2 separate regions of the Mus musculus genome follow, and region 1 is linked to region 2. The links are chromatin loops, found by intact Hi-C in ENCODE. Cell type or tissue: left cerebral cortex. All regions are shown on one strand.

The links. Peaks named below come from ENCODE experiments on the same cell type or tissue, not always from the same donor. Only the 100,000 strongest peaks of a DNase experiment are listed, where the experiment ranks them.
Region 1: it touches region 2 in a loop (3-fold over the local background); 29 of 42 quality-filtered maps call a loop at or near these places.

What each region holds. Positions count from the first base shown.
Region 1 is chr10:91,132,682-91,140,681 of GRCm38, forward strand. No RefSeq gene overlaps it. Among named protein-coding and RNA genes, the nearest start is that of Slc25a3, 13 kb to the left of the region's middle. In left cerebral cortex, no CTCF peak of the experiment used is centred here; DNase peaks (open chromatin) are centred at 3,082 and 4,896; H3K27ac peaks cover 222 bases.
Region 2 is chr10:91,056,871-91,064,870 of GRCm38, forward strand. Apaf1 (apoptotic peptidase activating factor 1) reads right to left here. Exons shown (of 27, transcript NM_009684.2): 6 at 5,234-5,346; 7 at 4,828-4,959; 8 at 3,178-3,416; 9 at 2,703-2,870; 10 at 1,441-1,572. Among named protein-coding and RNA genes, the nearest start is that of Apaf1, 22 kb to the right of the region's middle. In left cerebral cortex, CTCF peaks have their summits at 1,223 and 4,104 (motif pointing right); DNase peaks (open chromatin) are centred at 4,184 and 7,402.

The sequences.
Region 1 (8,000 bases), 76 kb after region 2:
CTTACAGGTCCAGAGGCTCAGTTCATTATCATCAAGGCGGGAACATGGCAGTGCCCAGGTAGGTATGATATAGGAAGAGCTGAGTGTTCTACATCTTTCAGAAGGCAAACAAAAGACTGGCTTCCAAGGAGCTAAGATGAGGGTCTTAAAGCCCATGCCCACAATGACACACTTCAATCAACAAGGCCACACCTACTCCAACAGGCCATACCTCCTAATAGAGTTGCTCCCTGGGCCAAGCATATTCAAATCAACACAATTACCCATCCAGAGGTCATTTCTAATAGTGTCAAAGCTCCTGGAAAAACATAGCTGCTCTCAGACCTTAAAGAGCCTTCTGAGGAGTTCTGGGATGCACCAGTTCAGAGTGTTAGTCTAGAACATCCTTCCCCCAACCTTGCCTGCACAGAGAAAACTCCCAGACCCACTTAGAGAAAACTTCTCCAGACTAACATGTCATCTCTCCAAGTTCCTGCCACCTACCCAAGAGTGCCCGCCCAGGGGCTCAGGTTTTGACCATGTATGGACATAATCCGAGTTCCTAACTGACAAATCACCACCCCTTACCTAAACGCTATAAAATCTGATTGCTTTAGCCTGGATGTGTGACTTCACTGACCTCTATCTGTCAGATTGGTGAGCCCACCAATGGATGGTCGAAGTTCCTATAAATTACTTGGTGTCCTAGTTACTTTTCCTGTTGCTCTAATAAACACTATGCTTAAATGAGAATGTCCCCCATAGACTTATGTATTTAAAGATTTATTTATTTGTTTGTTTATTTTATACCAGTACACTGTAGCTGTCTTCAGACACACCAGAAGAGGTCATTGGATCTCATTACAGATGGTTGTGAGCCACCATGTGATTGCTGGGAATTGAACTCAGGACCTCTGGAAGAACAGCCAGTGCTCTTAACCGCTGAGCCATCTCTCCAGTCCCGACTTACGTATTTAAACCCTTGGTCCCCAATTAGTAGCACTGTTTGGGGAGGTCTAGGAGGTATGGCCTTGCTAGAAGAAGTATGTCATTGAGACAAGCTTTGAGACTTTAGAAATTTGTGCCACTTCTAGTTCTCTCTCTCTCTCTCTCTCTCTCTCTCCCTCTCTCTCTCTCTCTCTTTGTGCTTCATGCTTAAGGTAAAAGATGTGAGCTCTCAGATTGCTGCTGCTCTATCCACCATGCTTGCCTGCCACCATGCCTCCCCACAATGATACTGATAACTTCTAGTTTGTGTGTGCGGTTTTTGTTTGTTTGTTTTTTATTTTTTGAGACAGGGTTTCTCTGTATAGCCCTGGCTGTCTTGGAACTCACTTTGTAGATCAGGCTGGCCTCAAACTCAGATATCCACCTGCCTCTGCCTCCCGAGTGCTGGGATTAAAGGCGTGCACCACCATGCCTGGCTACTGGTAACTTCTTATTCCTCTGGTACCATAAGCCCAAATAAACCCTTTACTTTGATCATGGTAGTTTATCACAGCAGTAAAGTGACTAATACTTATCATAATTAAAAGCAACTTGGGTTTAGAAATGGAGTATTTGGCTTACAGCTTACAGCTTACAGTTCATCATTAAGGGAAGAATTCAAGGTAGAAACTGAAGCAGAGACTATGAAGAAATGAGCACTGCTTACTGCCTTGCTCATCTCGCAGTCTTACACAGCCCAGCACCACTTGTTCAGAGGTGGCACCACCCAGAGTGGCTGTGCCCTCTCACATCAATAATTAATCAAGGAAAAGCCCCCACAGACCTTCCTACAGGCCAATAGAATGGAGTCCATTCTTCAGTTATGGTCTCCTCTTCTTAGTTGACTCTAGTTTGTATCAAGTTGAGAAAAACTAGTCATCTCATTTGTGTAATGATAAAATCCAAGATTCCCTACACTGTGTCCTAATACGTCTGTGGCATTATGTGTACCAATTTTGATACTGACTTTTTTTTTTTTTTTTTTTTGGTTTTTCGAGACAGGATTTCTCTGTATAGCCCTGACTGTCCTGAAACTCACTCTGTAGACCAGGCTGGCCTCAAACTCAGAGATCCACCTGCCTCTGCCTCCTGAGTGCTGGGATTAAAGGCCTGCGCCACCACGCCCAGCTTTGTTACTGACTTTGGAACAAAGCCATTTCTTGCCATTTGGATATGATTTATATAGTCTGTGATGGTTTGTACATGCTTGGCCCAGGGAGTGGCATTATTAGAAGGTGTGGCCCTGTTGGAGTAGGTGTGTCACTGTGGGTTTGGGCTACTCCTAGCTGCCTGGAAGCCAGTATTCTGCTAGCAGCCTTCAGATGAAGATGTAAAACTCTCAGCTCCTCCTATACAATGCCTGTCTGGATGCTGCCCTGCTCCTGCTTTGATGATAGTGGACTGAACCTCTGAACCTGAAAGCCAGCCCCAACTAAATGTTGTCTTTTATAAGACTTGCATTGGTCGTGGTATCTGTTCATAGCAGCAAAACCCTAAGACATAGTCTTTATATATTAAGAGTTTTCATAGCTCGTCACATAAGTGAATTTTCTTCTGAGTAAATGGCTAAGCCTCAGCCTTAACTACTAAGAATTTTCAGGGCAGTCTGTTTTCTCTGAACACTGAATCTATGAACCTCTGGGATGACTTGTGGAAGTTGAAGCAGCATCTCCCAGGTCGTCACTCAAATGAGAGCTGCTCCCAGAAGATCACCTGCAGGTCAGCCTCCAGCAGCAGCTGCACTACCTGCAGTTGGCTCACTTGCTTCTGCACCCTGGCAGCCAGGCCTGGTAGCCCAGATGGCATCCACTGCAGTTGGTGTGACCATGGGCTCTGTAGTACGGAACACCCTGGATCACGCCATCGCCGGGGCCTTCAGCAGAGGTGGCAGTGCTGAGCCTGAAAAGCCTGACATCACTTAACCAGGAGCTTCAGGGGGATCAGCTGCCAGACCAGCAGTTTGTGGGTCCTGATCTCTTGAGATCAAGCAGTTTCTAGGGCATTCCCAGCACTAGAATGACTTCAAGCTCTGTGCCAGCTTCAACTAAGTGCGTGGCAGAGCAGAATTGGAAATGGTTGAATCTAATTAAGAAATACAAACTGAAGAAATGTAATTGGCTCTATATAATTGCTAGTGCAAATGGGGACCTAGATTTCTAAAAGCTCCATTCTTTCAGAATGACCACAAAAAGAGTTATAATTGTCGATGTTCACTGAGGCTTGTAGGGTGGTTAATGGGCAAGTGTTTGACCTCTTTGAACTAACTGTATTGTGTTTTGTGAATTAATAAGAATAAATTGGTTTTATTCTGGAGTTGGGGTGGGGAAGAGTTTTCAGGGCTGGAGAGATGGCTCAGTGGTTAACAGCACTGGCTGCTTTTCCAGAGGACCTGGGTTTGAGGCCCTCTTCTGGCCTCTGTGAACATATGGTCATGCTACCAACATCCAGGCAAAACATTTATGCACATAAAATTAATTTTTTAATATCTAATAATGCTAGGAAGGATGACTCGTGTTTTTAATCTCAGACCCAAGAGGCAGAAACAAGTAGGTCTCTGCAAGTTGGAGGCCAGTCTGACTTATATTCAGAGTTCTAAGCTAGCCAGGGTTACACAGTGAGGCTCTCAAAACCCACAAGACACAATGAGACAAGAAAAAAAATGAAATGAATTTATTTGTTTATTTATTTAATTATTTATTATTTTGAGTTTTCAAGACAGGGTTTCTTTGTGTCGTCCTAGCTGTCCTAGAACTTATGTTTAGACCAGGCTAGCCACAAACTCAGAAATCTACCTGCCTCTGCCTCCTGAGTGCTGGGATTAAAGGCATGCACCACCACTGCCCAGACAGACTACCAACACAGCTAATTTAAAAAATATCTTATTTTTTTATGTCCTACTATTCACTCTTAAGAAATACTGTGGCTGGGTAGTAGTGGTGCATGCCTTTAATCCCAGCACTTGGGAGGCAGAGACAGGTGTATTTCTGAGTTTGAGGCCAGCCTGGTCTACAAAGTGAGTTCCAGAACAGCCAGGGCTATACAGAGAAACCCTGTCTTGAAAAACAAAAAAACAAACAAACAAAAAAATTAAAAAGAAAGAAAGAAAGAAAAAAGAAATACTGTGAAAGGGGAAAAAAATAAATCAGGTGAAGGCAAGGTAAAATCACATATGTAAAAGAATATGACCTGGGCATGGTGGCAGAATCCCAAGACTTGGGAGGCAGAGGCCCACAGATCTTTGAGTTCAAGGCCAGCCTGGTCTATATCACCCAGTTCCAGATCACCCAGGGCTACACAGTGAGACCTTGTCTCAAACAAACATATAAGCAAAAAGAACAAGCTGGTCTGAGGATGTGGCTCAGTTAGTAGACTGTCCAGCATGCATGAAGGCCTGAACACACCGGAGGCTCACACTGGCAATCCCAGCACTTAGGAGGTAGAGGTGACAGAATCAGGGGTTCAAGGTCATCATCTGCTACATAAAAAGAGCTGGAGGCTAGCCTGGGGTATCTGAGACCTTGGCACAGTGGTTTGTTTTTGTTTTTAGAAATAGGGTTTCTCTGTGTAGCTCTAGCCCTGGCTGTCCTGGAACTTGCTCTGTAGATCAGGCTAGCCTGGAACTTAAAGACCCATTTTTCTCTGCCTTCCAATTGCTGGGTCTTAAAAAAAAAAAAATAGCCGGGCGTGGTAGCCCACGCCTTTTAATCCCAGCACTCGGGAGGCAGAGGCAGGCAGATTTCTGAGTTCGAGGCCAGCTTGGTCTACAAAGTAAGTTCCAGGACAGCCAGGGCTATATAGAGAAACCCTGTCTCGAAAAACCAAAAAAACAAAACAGAGAAGTGAAAGTTGCTTTTTCTTCCAGAAGCTACTCAGGAAGCCCATGTAGCATTCAGCCTGAACTTCCGTGCTGTGCTGTTTCCTTCTCTCTGGCCTGGAGTTCTTTCTTCCTGGCTTATGACCTTGGCATTATACAGAGGAGCTCAGCGTATAGGAGCTCAGCTCAGCGTGGAGAATGCTAGCCCTTTCCGGTTTCTCTGACCTTTTCAGATGATGTGATGGCGGGGATGACGCAGAAGGGCCTGGTTCTGGGTGATTTGTAAGAAGCACTAGATACCAGTTTATTCATTCCTTGCGAGGTGAATGCTAATGCGCAGAGTCGTCCGCCAGGCCTTTTCATTAGGGCATTTTCCTCTGTAATAGTAGGTGGTGTGGGGGAGGGGATTCTGAGGTCGCGAAATATTCTGCTCATCAACCCCCCTCTCGCTAATTTTCACATCAATAGTTGACTCTTGCTTTGTTGTTTTGACAAGCATTTTCTCAGTAGCCCATGGAGTGCTGGGATTAAAGGCATGATGCCCCACACCTGTCTGCCCACTCCTGACTCTAACTGGAATCAATCAGTAACTGTTGTCTTAGGGTTTCTATTGCTGCAAATAGACACCACGACCATGGTAACTCTTAAGAGTTATATTGGGGGGCTGGTGAGATGGCTCAGTGGGTAAGAGCACCCGACTGCTCTTCTGAAGGTCCAGAGTTCAAATCTCAGCAACCACATGGTGGCTCACAACCATCCATAACAAGATCTGACTCCCTCTTCTGGTGTGTCTGAAGACAGCTACGGTGTACTTACATATAATAATAAATAAATCTTTAAAAAAAAAAGAGTTATATTGGGAATGGCTTACAGATTCAGAGGTTTAGTCTGTTATTGTCATGGTGGCCCACAAACAGACACGATGCTGGAGAGTTCTACATCTGGATGGGCAGGAAGTAGGTCTTCCTGTGACAGTGAGTCACCGACCCTGGGCTTGAGCTTCTGGGACCTCAGAAGCCTGGCCCCTAATGACACACTTCCTTCAACAAGGCCACACCCACTCCAACAAGACCAAACCCACTAACAGTGCTACTCCCTATGGGCACTGTGGGGTCATTTTTATTCAAACCACAACTGTGGTGGTTGATGAATTGTCATTTCATATTCATATTGCCTCTAACATGGCCAGTGTAGACCTTCGAGTCTGATCCTTTGTTCTTTTGACCAGTCCCTGTTATTTCTGAAGCCCTTCTTTATTTCTTGGCACATCACAGGCTCTCAGCTTACCATACATCTCTCTGCACATCTTCCTGTGTCTGGAACTCTCCCAGAATTCTCTCTGCCTACCAGATGTCCCACCTTCTATTCCACCCTTTCCTATAGGCCATAGGTCTTTTTAAATTGACAGGTGATACAGGATTTCTGAGTCCGAGGCCAGCCTGGTATACAAAGTGAGTTCCAGGACAGCCAGAGCTACACAGAGAAACCTTGTCTCCAAAAAGCAAAGCAAAACAAACAAAAAATTTCTCTCTACAAAGGCTCTAACTCCAGCTCCAGGGACTCTGATGCCCTCTTCTAGCCTCTGTAGCACCTGTACTATCTACAAATCCATACACAGAAACATACATACATTGACTTAAAAAATAAAAAGCCCACATATCCTACAAGGGTTGCTTTTGCTCATCAGAGGATTCTCAGCGCATGTATAGAAAATGTTCCATAAATACCGTCTGAACGATTAACAAGCACACGTCAAGAGATAGTGGAGATATCACTGCAATTCCAAGTTCAAGGATCACCACAAAGCAGTTTCGGTCTCCACATTTCTCTGTCGGAGCCACTTATCACATGACTGACTCAGCTTAAAATAGATGTCTTTGCCCTGCAGTTTACTGATATGGGATTAGAACTAGGCTAAAATGACTTGTTAGTGTCCCTTTTTATATTTAAAATTCATGTGACTAAACAAAGCACTTGTGCGTGTGTGTGTGTGCGCGCACACACACACACACACACACACACACAAGTGTACAGGTCAGTGGAAAATTTGTAGTAGCTGGCTCTCTCCTTCCACCACATGGCTCTGGCGATCAAACTCTGGCCACCAGACTTCTTTACTCAGTGAGCCATCTCTCCAGTTCCAGTGTTCCCTTTTCAAGGTGCTGCGTTTTCTAAGTGGTTAGAGAGTGAATTTTGTAACTGCGACTGTTTTTACCATGACAGTACTAACCTCCGTATAGTCCGAGGCTCCCCTCCTGCCATTGGGAAGTTCCATGAACCCAGCATTTCCCCTTAGTGCCTTCTGCAGCAGAGGCATTGGCTGCTGTCTTCAGTTATAGTCTCTGTAGCCTCTGAAGTCTTGGCCCGAGCCCTCCAGTGTCTATTTAACCAATTCCCTTATGAAACATTTTGCTTATAACTAGCATGGTATACTTACTGTAAAGGAATTAGATAATTCAAAATGTACAGTTAAGCAGGGCACTTTCATGTTTTGTCTGGAAAAAAAATAATCAGGATTACAGTCAAGGTCAACCAAACACATTCTTCAACATTGTCATTGGGTTGGTGAGCCCTCGGCTGATCTTCCTCAAACTGTCTTCAGATTTCTTGTTTGGTTTTGTTTTTGTTTTTCGAGGCAGGGTTTCTCTGTATAGCCCTGGCTGTCCTGGAACTCACTTTGTAGACCAGGCTGGCCTCGAACTCAGAAATCCGCCTGTCTCTGCCTCCTGAGTGCTGGGATTAAAGGCGTGCGCCACCACCACCCAGCTGTCTGCAGATTTCTAGAGAGCAGTCGTGCTGTGAGCTCTGAACATGACTTGGTAATAAGGGTTCCTGCAGACGGTTCAGGGGGTAAAAACATTTTGCCAGAAAGTTTGAATTTGCTATGTGGAACCCACATAAAGGTGGAGAGCTTGCTATCCAGATCCCACATCAAGGAAGAGAGAACCAGTTCAATAAAGTTGTCCTCTGCCCTCCACACACACGCAACCTTTGCACACACAATAATACTTTTCGAAAAGGAAAGAACTAGCCAGGAGGTGATGGTGCTCACCTTTAATTCCAGCACTCAGGAGGCAGAAGCAGGCCGATGTCTATGAGTTGGAGGCCAGCCTGGTGTACAGAGAGTTCCAGGACAGCCAGGGCTACACAGAGAAGCCCTGTCTTTTTTCTTTTTTTAAAGTATTTACTTATTTATTCATTTATTTATTATTATATGTAA
Region 2 (8,000 bases):
AAGGTTTACCACTCTTCTGTTGGCTTGCTAAGAATAAAGGAATGATAAGAATACTAGCTATAGCTGGGCAGCAGAAGCACGTGCCTTTAATCCCGGCACTCTAGAGATGCTGAGTTCAAGGTCAGCTTGGTCTATAGAGTGAGTTCTAGGACAGCCAGGACTATACAGAGAAACCCTGCTCAAAAAACAAACAACAACAAAGAACAAACACCCTCATCCACTAGTGGTAGTGACCATATATATATAGTCATATATATATATATATATATATATATATATATATATATATATATATATCCTGTGTATCAGATATTTACATTATAAATCATAACAGTAGCAAAATTACAGTTATAAAGTAGCAATGAAATAATTGTACAGTTGAGGGTAGCCACAACACGAGGAAATGTACTGAAGTGCCATAGCATTAGGAAGGTTGAGAAACTTTGCCCTAACAAGTACTCAGTAAATGAATTAGTGAATATCCTTTCCCACCTTCCATTGCCACATAAAACTTAGAAACAAATCCACACTGCAGATAAAAGAGGGTTACAGCTAAGAGGAAAAAAGGATTCATTTTCTATGGTCACTAAGATTCCCCCCCACCCCCACCTCTTTTTTTTAATCACAAGAAAAAATGTAAAAATGGGATAAAAAAATCTTACAGAAGATATATTTTCAATAAAAGTCTAGCTAGGTAGTGGTGGCACACACCTTCGATCCCAACACTTGGGAGAAAGAGACCAGTGGATCTCTGAGCTTAAGACCAGCCTGGTCTACAGAACAAGTTCCAGGACAGGTAGGGCTACACAGAGAAACCCTGACTCAAAAAACTAAACAAAGAAATAAAAGAAAGATTTCAATGGCTGGTGAGAGACAGAGGGTAAAGGTGCTGCCACCAAGCCTGTCATCCTAGATTCAGTCCTTAGAACACATACAGTGGAAGGAGGGAGCAAGTTACCCTCCGACTTCCACACGCATACACCCACACATAAACACACCAAATAAATAAGCACACGTCATACATGAAAATCTTCAGATTCTAATAGGATAAAGCATGACACCAAAGAAAAATTTTACATAGCATTTAACGATGTGAAAATTTAAATATCTAGTAAAGTAGAAAATAAAATTTAAGAATTTTATTGATAGCTTAATGGTTGGTAGCACTTGCTGTTCTTGCACAGGACCCAGGTTCTCTTCCCAGTATCCACATCAGGCAGCTTACAACCATTTGTAAGCCCAGTTCCAGGGGCCTGGAGCCTCTTCTGGCCTCCCTGGGTACAGCATACAAATACACGCAGCCACAACATTCATACACATAAAAAAGAAATAAATAAAATCTGTAAGAAAAATAAATAAATAAACCCAAAGGGGGTAAATATTTACAATAGATAGAAACAGGAAATTGAAATAAAAGAATTTTCAAACGTGCCATCTTACTTTGTGCATATTGGCACTAGCCATGTGATAGGCTAGGAAGTTGTACCAATACATGCAGTCCTCCTGGTCTGGAGACAGCGTGTGGGGCTGGTAATACCTCTGAAACTGAGTGACCATCTTCCTGTGCAGATCCTGAAACCCACATCAAGCACATCAGAGGACGCAAACAATACGATAACCTGAGCAGTAGAGGATCTCCCACTTCCACAGCTATGACGAAAATCTCGCCCACAAGCTGCTTACAAAAGGGAGAGAGAGTGGAGAATCATGTAAGCACCCCTTTAATCAAATAATCAACATCTACATTACCCAACCTCACTCCCTGATGAGGAGGGCATAAAGGCACAGCATCACTTCTGAATAGTTCTTTAAAACGTGTGTGTGTGTGTGTGTGTGTGTGTGTGTGTGTGTGTGTGTGTGTGTGTGTTAGTGTACATAGAATGTAGTATCCAAAGGGGCCAGAAGAGACTGTCAGATCCTCTGAAACTGGAAATACAGGCAGTTGTGAGCTACCTAACATGGGTGCTCTCAGTGCCATCTCTCCAGCCCCTGCCAAAGAGGCACAACCTCAGGCCACTCAGAAGACAGCAGACAAAGTCAAGTTAGGGAACTGAGTTTAAACTAACTGGTTAGCGCTCTTCCAAACCACCGCAGCTGGGCTGGAGACGGAGCCCAGAGTAAAGCACTTGCCTGCTATGCACCAGGCCTTAGGTTTCATTCGCATTAAAGACAAGCACTGATTAGGGAGATGACAATTAGGGACATCAGATGCTGCCATTATCAGATGGGATCCTGAATTGGATCTGGACCGTTGAAGGAACATTGGTAGAGACGTTGGTAAAATCCAAATAAACTTGTGAATTATTAGCTAATAATAGTACATCAATGGTAATTTTCTAATTTTGACAACTGTATTATAGTTATGTAAGATGTTAGCAATAAGGGAAACAAGGGAACAGTTTACACAATCTGCAATATCGTTTGTATGTCTTTTTTTGGTTTGGTTTGTTTTTTGGGTTTTTTTTTTTTTTTTTTTTTTTTTGGTTTTTTTGAGACAGGGTTTCTCTGTGTGGCCCTGGTTGTCCTGGAACTCACTCTGTAGACCAGGCAGGCTGGCCTCGAACTCAGAAATCCGCCTGCCTCTGCCTCCCAAGTGCTAGGATTAAAGGCGTGCACCACCACGCCCAGCCGGAATGTCTTTATATAGCAAGTCTAAAACTGTTTCAAAACCAAAAGTTCAAGCACAAGTGGCATTTCAGTACCTGAAGCTGACTGCGATTCTTCTCTGTAAGAAAATCTACTTGAAGATCATGTAAATAATAACAAAATGACTTTCCATTCCGATTACAGAATAAGAGAGACTTATTAACGAACTCCTGCAGGATGTCTTCAACTTCTTCCGTTTCCAAGTCCCAGAGAACGCACAACACCTAGCATTTAGCAGACCATAAAAGGACAATGAGCAGTAAGTATGGGAAACAGAGTATTTTGATCAATACACTATTTCCTTGATATCTCTGGCTTAAGAGACTCAATTAGTTTCCAAGATAAAATGAAAAACCGGGTGCTTCTCTACCTTCCCTAGAACCACTGAGAAGTAAGAAACAGGCTCAGCACAGAGCCTTTGATGGAGACTAACAGCAGGGACTTTGGTACCCTCACCTCTCATGTCAGTCCAACTACCAAAGTGCACATGCCATAAGGACCCAGTGATAAGGAGGGCGGGTTGTCCATTACCTTTGTAGGTACCTTGACGTCCTTCTGAAGGATGGAAAGGTCTGTGTAATAGTCTTTGATGTCTTCTCTGAGCATTTCAACACTTATCGACATGGCTTCATCTAGAGCCTCATAATCATAAGATGAAGACTTCCTTATTCTCTTAAACTGCTTATTCTGAAGCTGTCTGAGGTAGTATGCCCAGCGATTGGGAAAATCACGTAAAAGCGCACCAATTAAAGACACTACAAGAGGAGAACCTGGGGGGGGGAGGTGGGGAGGTGATTACATTAATACCATCTTAGTTAAAAATCACCACTAAACAATTTTATTTCATCGTTTTAAATCTCTCTCTCTCCCTACGTGCTCCAAGTGTGTGTGTATGGAGGGCGGTTAATGTGGGTATGTGGAGGACATGAGTGTGTGGGGAGGTGGATGGAGGTGTGGGTGGGTGGGGTATGGGGGTATGAGTGTATGAAGGTCAGAGGACAATTTGTCAGCTCTGTCATTTCATGCAAGCCTGGATGAAACTCAGGCTGTCAGGCTTGGCAGCAAGCATCTTTACCCAACTAAGCCATCTCACCAGCACAGGAAACGATTTTCAATGCAAGTTACCCAAGACCTATGGGTATTTATAGCCCCTGATTTACCTTACTTCAAGATTTCAAGGTCTGTCTTTTAAGAATATCGTGAGAAATAAGGCAGCTTTCACTCGCAGATACTCATTACAATACCATTGGCTCAGTTTTTTTGCATTATTCTTCTTGTCCAATACCCTTGCTACATGGCTGCCAGTCCTGCCTATGCAGTGGCGTCCAGAGGGAACTGCAGAGGCTGAACACACGGGAGAGCTTCTGCAGGCTGGCACACAGAAGGCAGCACAGAAGCTCTCCCCTCTGTCCTGAGCTCATCGCTATACCTCCTGTCTGTATGTCTGTATTATCCTCTAGAGGGCAGTAAATGTGTTTCCCTGATTCCTGTAAACTGCTCAAACAAATTAAACAAGCTGAGTCAGAAGCATGGGTTATAAACAACCTGTTAACTGACAAGTTGGAAGCAGAGAGAGGTCGTCATGGGAGCTGATCTTTCAACCTGTAGGATGGTCACGTTTTCCATGTAAACCATTTAAGAATTAAGGGGACGTGCAGTTGGTAAACATGCAGAGTTGATTACTCACATGCTGTCTGGTAAATATATCTACACAGGTGGTGTCCGAGCGATCTGTGCTGTCAAAGTCTAGTAAGAGACACTAAGGCTGAGATTGTGTTTTCTTGTTTCCCTCATCCTCAGAACAAGTAAAACTTTGATTTCACATCAAAGTGTTAGAGGGTAACAGTATCTACTTACCACACTGAAATTTTAATTGTATAAGAGTCCAAACCAAGTAATTTTATATGATGTTCAGGATATTTTCCACTGTTTGGCAGCACAGGTCTTAACCTTATTTCACCTTTCTCATTAACATAGTCTTTAACATATGGTGGGTACATGCAACGGTGTTTGAAGAATTAATAAATACCAAGTGTAGTCACTTAAGGTATCAAAAGTACCTAACCATTAAATACCACAAAGCAGGTTCCAGTGTTGATGTGCTAAGTTATCGTAGTCATCAGCCTGCTTTACACCAGAGCGTCAGCATTCCCACAACACCCCAGACCCAGGCAGCACTACCTTTGCATTCCTTTATAATACTGTGAGCCTCCGCTGGCAGATCTTCTTTCTTCATGTTAACAAAAAGTGACAAGATCTCAAGTCCTTTCTCTCTCCCTAGACCACTCTCCACAGGGACAACATGCTTAGGACCTGAAGCAAAATCGTGGCACAAAGTAAGCAATTTGTCACGTCACGTATGTACATGTACTGGATGAAACAACGCCTTCTAGTTTAATAACTTCCCCATAGTGTTAAAAAGTAAATTGAAACTCTTTACCCGCCAGGCAGTGGTGGCGCATGACTTTAATCCCAGCACTTGGGAGGCAGAGGCAGGCAGATTTCTGAGTTCGAGGCCAGCCTGGGATACACAGAGAAACCCTGTCTCGAAAAACCAAGTTAAAAAAAAAAGACAGAAACTCCTTACCCATTACTGAATCTGTAACACTCTTATCTCTGGTTGTAAGAAGAATCTGACACTGATTGTCAAAAGCTTTTAACACCCAAGGATCCCAAACATCATCCAAGATCAACAGAGACCTAAGGTAAAAATAAATAAATAAATAAATAAATAGGACTAATGACACTTATTTTGCACTTCCTTTAAAAACCATCCTGAGACAAGAGTAAACTGGCAGACCAGAAGTTCCTTCCATGTATGGCCATGAACAAGAGTCAGGGTAGCAAAGGCGAGATTATAGTTTCAAGAGAAAAACAAAGGAAAAAATGAAGAACTGTGGTGGTTTGAATAACAATGGCTCCCATAGGTTCATGCATTTACATGCTTTGTCCCCAGTTGATGAACTGTCCGGAAAGAACCAGGAAGTATGGCCTTGTTGGAGAAGGTGTGTCACGAGTGGACTTTGAAGTTTCAAAAGCCCGTGCCAGGGCAAGTGTATGGTTCCCTGCCAGCTGCCTGTGGGTCAGGATGTAAAGCTCTCAGCTATTCTCTCAGTGCCACGCCTGCTTGCTTTCTGCCAGGATGATAATGGACAAACTGAAACTGTAACCAAGAATCCAATGAGATGCTTCCTTCTATAAGAGCTGCTTAGCCACGGTGTCTCTTCACAGCAGTAGAAGAGTAACGAAGACAGAAGTCAAGGTTGGCAACTATACAAAAAATAAATAAAGGTATGTATGCACATACATACACAAAATAAATTTAACTTAAAAAATAAAAATAATCCAGGCAGTGGTGGCACATGCCTTTAATCCCAGCTCTCGGGAGGCAGAGGCAGGAAGATTTCTGAGTTCGAGGCCAGCCTGATCTTCAAAGTGAGTTCCAGGACAGCCAGGGCTATACAGAGAAACCCTGTCTCAATAAATAAATAAATAAATAAATAAATAAATAAATAAATAAATAAAACAGGACTGGAAAGATGGCTCAGCAATTAAAAGAACTGGCCACTCTCACAGAGGATCAAGTTTGGCCCCGGAACTCATAGGGAAGCTAACAATAGCTAACTGTAATTCTAGTTCCAGGAAAATCAAGGCCCTCTTCTAGCTTCCATGGGCATTAAGCACACACATATTGCATATACAGGCAAAATACTAATACACACAAAACAAATAATTTTTCAAAAAAAGCCAAAAATAAATAAATAAATGAAAAATAAAAAAAACACAGAAGGCTAACACAGAGGGAAATAATAGGAAACAGTCCCCATCCAACACAGCTTCCTGGGCAGGAGAGGAAATAAGTCACACAGTAAGCCAGACAGTAAGCCTCTGGACAAGACTGGCAATCTCAAGCCTCAAGGGCAGCCTGAACACGGGCACGGGGACTTGGTGTAGCAGCGACACTCCGAGGCAGCCTAGCACTGAAGAAACTCATCCTCTCGCTCCCAGTAACGTGTGTGCTTATGTGCAGCGACCCTGCTGTACCCAGAAGGCCTGTGTTTGTGGTGTCCTTCATTAGTCCTCTGGCTCTTACAATCTCTCTGCTTCCTCTTCCACAGAGGTCCCCGAATCCTGAGGGGAAAGATTTGATGGACACATCCCATTTAGGACTGAGTGGTCCAAGGTCTCTCTCTGCACGGTGTCTCTGCACTATGAGTCTCTGATTTTGTTCCCAGCACCTACAGGAGGAAGTTTCTCTGATCATGGCTGAGCAAGACACTGATCTGTGAGTGTCACAGAAGGTCATTAGGAGTCACTTTTCTGCTATGCTCTTTTGGCAGAACAATGGTATTTGATTTTCCCCTAGGTCCCTATCTCGGGTTCTTGGCCACCTAAACAATGTCAGGAATGGGTCCCATGCTTTCTTTTATAAAAGTTGCCTAAAAGAGCTCCTAATAGAAACTTGGTTACAGTTTCAGACAGCTTGTCATTGTCATCATGGCAGGAAGCAAGCAGGCGTGGCATTGGGAGAGTAGCTGGGAGCTTTACATCCTGGTCCACAGGCCGCTGGCAGAGAACCATACACTTGCCCTGGCATAGGCTTTTGAAACCTTGGGGGTGAGACAGTGATTGCTACCACAGGCTTCGTGCCACCAGTATCCTGCAAGCAGGTCACCACTGTAGACCAAAGGGTTTGTAGCTGGGTTGCTCTCCTTTGTGGTGTGCTGATTTTCTTTCCATGGATGCTCTGCCAGTGAGCGGTGTGCTTTCGAGTGCTTCCCTGAGACAGTTATCCTTTCCCATCTGTGCAGGACTGCCTTAAGAATCCAGCCTGGTAGTGCTAATTAAGTCAGTTCGCTTGGAAAGAATTTACTTGCCTTTCATTTCTGAAGAACAGCGGTTCCAGGAACGTTCTTTTTTTTTTCTTTTTGTTTTTAAGACAGGGTCTCTCTATGTACCCTTGGCTGTCCTGGAACTTGCTCTGTACACCAGGCTGGCCTCCAACTCATTGAGATCCACCTGCACTCTGCTTCCCAAGTCCTGGGATTAAAGGCGTGCACCACCGTGCCCGGCTTCTTGTTGCTTTTTGAGATCAGTTTTGTCTTTTTTTATTTATTTATTTATTTATTTATTTAGTCTCACTTAGAACACTTTTTATTTATCTACTTACTTATGTGTATGTTTCCTTAAAATCATTATCTTTAATTCATCTTCAGAAATTTGTCAGTTTTGTTTTCTTCTATGTCTGTTGCTAAAAGACACGGTAACATGATGCTATACCAAGTATTTTCGTGGTTTGTGTGTGCCTAAGTTGGTATTTGTGCCAGATTATGCACATAAAAGTAAAAGGACAT